2 separate regions of the Homo sapiens genome follow, and region 2 is linked to region 1. A link is a contact called in ENCODE Hi-C or POLR2A ChIA-PET data. All regions are on one chromosome and are shown on one strand. The core of a region is the stretch at or near the end of the contact, and the rest is flanking DNA. Distances in the headings are between cores, read along the strand shown.

Region 1 (2,714 bases), core at 97-2,596:
GCTCTTAACTTTCAGGCTAGCTGTAGAAATCTAGTCTGATTTTGATGTCCCTTAATTTCACATTTCCTGTAGTTCTTCTGCCACATTAGCACTGTTTATTTTCTATGCAATGAAATGTTTTATGATGCTTCAGCCCAGCAGCTCACCTGTAAGCCCACAGCATTTATGTAAATACTTCTATTATTAATATTATATGAGCCTTGTTTCTAATTTATTACAAAATCCAAGGCTGTCATCTTGGGAGCTATGTCTCCTATAAGCAATTGCATTCAGAAATGAAACAAATGTGAATGTATAGATATAGTATACACCATTGGGAGTTCACCCATAAGCTCCCAGTGCATGCCATTCCTGTGCATGCTGATGGCTCCTAGTGCAGGCATCCACAGCTCTCCCTTTGAGGGCTTCTCCCGGAATCTCGCTCCCGAGGTAGACCAGCAGTTCTGGTGAGCTGACACTCCCAGGAACAGCCCTCAGACAATGACAGGCTGGGGTTGGAAGATATGTACTCTATCTTTTTATCCCTCAGGTAGGACAACTCCAAGGCACGTTCTGTATTGTGTCTCAGAGTTCCCCAGCAGGAATGAGCCTCAGTTACCCATAACAGTAACCTACTCATTAACACATGCTGTATGAACTTCTTGCCTTTCAAATTTCTCCACTCCCACTCCCTTACTGGTGCTTACTGGAATCACCTCCAAAAGCAAAACAAAATGAAATAAAAATTTATGAGCACTCAGATACTTGTTTTGGGGTTTACCTCTGAGGAAACACTACTAAGACGAGAGGTGACTCATTATTATTTTATTATTGATGAAAAGTAATTGGCATCCTCTACCTTGGTGGTAACTACTTGCATTCCTTTCATTTGTTTACTTCCAACAAGGTTTAACTTTTCAAGGAGGGATCCCACAGGCTCCAGTGAAGGCTTTGAATACTCTCAGAAGAAAAATGGACATTCGCATAAAATGCATCTCCCAGGACTCTTGTAGGCCCTAGATTGATTTATTCAATACAGAAAGACAGAGAGAAAGCTACAGGGAAGCCCTAACTGAGGCAAGAGATCCAGAGCTCCAGCTCTGGGGGAAAGTTCATAGACTACTGCTAAGCTAATAGCCTCTTCCATTTCTGGCTTAGCCAAGTTCAGGAACATCATCCTTCATAGCTCTAAAAACTAGACTAAGCAAAAGCCAGGCAAAAACTCATTGTCAGAAATTCTTCATTCTGTGCCTGGGAGTGCACTCTTGGTTGTTTAGGTTGCTTATCTGCTGGCCCTGTGTTCACCTCTTCAGTTCTCCGAAGCCTTCACCCTCCACGGCGTCACTACCGACTTCAAAGCCTTCTCCACCCTTGGAAGTGACTCGTGGATGTGTAGGTGGCAGGAGGAGGAGGGAGCCGCGAGCAGGACTCCAGCCTCTTGCCTTTTGGCAAAGAAGCGAGGGCTGCTGCAGAGGCCAGAATTAATTCCTCCTGCTAGCCAGAAGGCCAACACGTTGGGATGAGCCAAGCACGCACCCACACCCCCACAAAACCAGGCTTCCCTTTCCTCGGGGTAGATTTCTCCAGTCCACTTTCATTAGCCTGGCTCCACAATTTGATAGTGGGTGGAAAAATGGGCTTTGAAAGCAGCCAGCCAAGCTTGAATTGGAATCCAGGGCTCAGTGGAGAATGACTTCACTTTTCTAGGCCTTACTTTCCTCATCTGCAAAAGAGAATGTCAGTATCTCTTTTACCAAATTGTTTTAAGAATCAAGGAGAAAACTAAAAATCATGTGTCAATGAGAACACAGCACACAGTAGGTGCTTCATAACTGCCAACTTCGATTACTGTCATCGTTATTACTACTACGCCCAAAGGCCCTTGGCTGGTTTCCCTCACTAGCCTTAATTCCATTTCTCTGCTTTCCTCTCCTTTCTTTGCATGCTAGAGGACGTAATTCATCTTGCTCCCCTCCGAAATCCTGCCTCCCTTGCAATATTCTCCTGGGTTTTTTCAGAGCCGTGCTACCACCTGGAATTATCCCAGCGGCCTCTTTCAGAGGCAATAAGATCTTTCTTTGTGAAAAAGCCACAGCAAAAACCAGTTGAAGCATTTTAGATGTGGTCTGACCACTGCCCGTTCAGTTCACCCAGAACAATGTCTCCTCTATGGAGGCTGCGTCGTAAATATCTTACTTGCTTATCCTAGGCTAGGAAGTGGTCTCCGGGGCCAAGAGATTGCTTTCTTCTCGTTTATTTATGGGGAAGACTTTTAAAATCCCACTCTTTGGGTCTGTAAAGCCCATTACTGACACCGACAATGGCAAGGTTTCACTAAAGCAAGGTACCTATGGCTCAGTGCCTCAGTTTCCTCATCTGGAAATGTGTCATGACCTCCTGTTACTAATTATGATGCCTGGTAAGACTATTACTATCATAAATAACAGTATTAAGAGAAACACCAGTTCTCAGTTGCTGAGAGTTTACAATGTTGCAGACACTGTGCTAAGTGCTGTGTTTCATTCATACCTCCATTAATACAGGTCATCGTCATTATCGTCCTCATTTCTCAGATGAGGAAATTGAGCATCAGACAGGTTACATACACATAGGCAAGATTATATGGTAATAAGAGGCAGAGCCAGGATTTGAACCTAGGTCAATGGGATCCCAAAGCCCAAAGCCTAACCACTCCCAACAAACTCCCACTCGGTAACCATGCTACCATAGTTACC
Region 2 (2,714 bases), core at 159-2,658, 89 kb after region 1:
GGACTGGCTAGGGTTTTCATCTCCACTGGTCTCCTCTCCTTGCCCTTTCCCTCTCTGAGATGTATTTTTTTTTTTTAGGGTGAGTTGAAGAGGTCAATAAAAGCACAAACACAGTCAGTAGGTCTCAGTCTGAGCAGACCCAGATTGGGACACCGAATATTGGTGCTTGGAGTAAATGTCAGGAGTCCTGTTCTGTTTCCCATCCTTACCTCCTGTACCCCCATCATACTGATTTTTCTAGGGTTCTGATAAGAGACTTGGGCCTGCAAGTCAAGGTCTGGAGAAAGGGATGGAGGGAGGAGAAATGCCCCGAGGTCAGCAGCTGTGTAACCCTCTGTGACTGCTCTGCTAAAATCCCAGGCCAGGCCATTGCTGCAAAATGCCAAAGTGGAGAATCTCCAACCCTGAATGTGGGGCAACCGGGGAGAAAGCCAGCCCTCCTTTGCTATGGTGCTCACTCCACCTTCCAGGTTTGTTTGCAAACAGATATTTTCCCTTTGCCCAGGCGATGTATTTATTTGTGAAAACACCCTCACCCTCCAAGTCAGCTTGGAGGCCTTTAGGCTTGCTGGCAAGGCGACCCTAGGCCGAAGACACGAAAAACAAACATGGCATCGGAAGAAGGCTGAACCGCTACATCTCCAGTAGAGGGAAAGGGAAATCCAGAAAGACCTTCCCAATCCCTTTAAGTTCTCAGAGATTTGGGGATAAAATTAATTCCCATAAATAATCTTCAGGCCCCTCCAGAGAGGAAAAATCTGGACTCTCCCAGGTAATAGCCCAGCCAGATTTGCTTAGCTCATTGAGCACAGATGGTCTGGGCCACCAAGCAAAATAGGGATTTTCAAACCTTTCGAGAGAATCCATTCTTGCCAGGTGACACACGAAGCCATTCTTATTTCGTTCATGAGAAGTAGCAGCACAGCAAGAGAAGATTCAGCAAGACTAAGACGGGGTGAAAAGCCAAGGAGGGCCAAGTGCAAAGAGAAACCTATTTCCCCCCTCAGTCCTCCAGGGTGAAACTCACCTCCAACTATCCCACCTCTTCTTTGGAGCGCAAAAGCCAGGAGTGCGCCTCGCTGGAGAGCAGGGCTCAGGTGAAGACTTTGAAAAGGACCACCAAAAGAGACCTCTTTAGGCCAGGTCTTCTTCCAACGTCTGTCAAGAAGAGCACGTACCTCCCAGCTCAAGGTTGGTTTGTGGTCTCCGACAAATTAAATATTACTGTTTATTACCAGGCATACCCCAGTAAAATAAAGAGGCAACCAGGCGATAGCGACTATCTCACCAGCCGCTGCACCTATAGGACTTGGAGACGTCACGAGTCACGCAACCGGCCCGCGCGCTGTCACGTTTGGCTGGGGGGCAGCGGCGGGAGGTAAATTTCTCTCCGTCTTCGCCTATCAGTGCCGGGTCTGCGCAGCCACAGGTTCCGGACGTCTTGGCCCCGGGAATAAATAAAGACATAAACCAACCCGGCTTTCTCCGGAGGAATGAGGGTGATGAACATAAGACACAAATAGAGCCAAGATCGACTTTCTTAGGAAGGGGGAGAGGAGGGAACTCTTCACGAAGGGAGGTGGGAGTCCACCTCAGACCTCTATTGGAAGGAAATCGAGTTGTTCCGGGGGACTGAGGTCTCTTGCATAAGGCATGGGATCCTTATTATTATTATTATTATTTTTAAATCCCCCGCGGAGGAGCTCTGGGCAAATGAATACCGAGGCGCCGCTCTAGCTGGTTAGGCTTGGGATGCGATAACTCAGTGCCCTCTTGCAGACTTGCATAGAAATAATTACTGGGTTGTCGTGGAGGGGACACGAGACAGAGGGAGTTCTCCGTAATGTGCCTTGCGGAGAGAAAGGTCCAAGAATGCAATTCGTCCCAGAGTGGCCCGGCAGGGGCGGGGTGCGAGTGGGTGGTGGAGTAGGGGTGGGAGTGGAGAGAGGTGGTTTCTGTAGAGAATAATTATTGTACCAGGGCCCGCCGAGGCACGAGGCACTCTATTTTGTTTTGTAATCACGACGACTATTATTTTTAGTCTGATCAATGGGCACAATTTCTAAGCAGCGCAGTGGTGGATGCTCGCAAACTTTTGCGCACCGCTGGAAACCCACTAGGTTGAGTTGCAAAACGTACCGCGTAGACGCCCCTGGTGGCGCCGAGAGAAGAGCTAGGCCTGCCCAGCACAGAGCCGGAGAGCGTCGGGCCTTCCGGAAGGGTAAGTTCTCCGCCAAGGGGTCCCGAGGGAGCTGGACGTCTGAATCTGGACTTGCCCCCAGCTTCGGGGTTCGATTCTGGGTTTTGCGCGTCCCCAACCCCCAGGGCTTTCCGAAGCATGGCCTGGCTCCAGGCCCGGTCCTGTAAGGACTGGAACGGCAGCAAAATGTGCAGGGAGGCAGTCGGCCGGCAGAGCTGCGGCGGGAGCCAAGGTCAGGCCCGCGGGGAGAGCGGGCAGCTTCCAGCGCCGGCCACAAGCTCCCAGGCCAGCTGGGCCGCAGACCCCTTTGCTTCCAGAGAGCACAACCCGCGTCCTTTCTCTCAGCCAGGCTGCAGTGGCTGCCCCGAGCTTCGCTTTCGTTTCCCAAGCTGTTAATAACGATATGTCCCCAAATCCGAGGCTCGTGTTTGCTCCCAGATGCCAAGAACGCAACCCGAAATCCTTCTCCCAAACCCTAGGTCGACGAGATGAGTTCCTACTTGACCTCTGAGCC

Evidence for each region. A loop is a pair of places that touch in the nucleus more often than their neighbours do. ChIA-PET counts read pairs that join two places held with the same protein, here RNA polymerase II (POLR2A). Pooled maps may share reads with other maps.
Region 2: a loop to region 1 is called in a pooled map, with 1.9 times the contacts of the local background. The contact joins the promoter of TBX5-AS1 here to the enhancer-like site in region 1. A Hi-C loop is called at or near these places in 1 of 50 pooled maps. POLR2A ChIA-PET finds 5 or more read pairs at or near these places in 2 of 52 experiments (BJ and OCI-LY7).

What each region holds. Positions count from the first base shown.
Region 1 is chr12:114,318,210-114,320,923 of GRCh38, forward strand. No RefSeq gene overlaps it. Among named protein-coding and RNA genes, the nearest start is that of LINC02459, 78 kb to the left of the region's middle. Within about 2 kb of position 1,347, at least 2 of the 41 ENCODE cell types and tissues checked have a DNase peak (open chromatin) inside an H3K27ac peak, as active enhancers do.
Region 2 is chr12:114,406,787-114,409,500 of GRCh38, forward strand. It overlaps TBX5-AS1 (TBX5 antisense RNA 1), which reads left to right and starts at 1,409. Exons shown (of 3, transcript NR_038440.1): 1 at 1,409-1,499; 2 at 2,042-2,221; 3 at 2,680-2,714. It also overlaps a transcript of TBX5 not described here. RefSeq lists an enhancer at 2,506-2,714.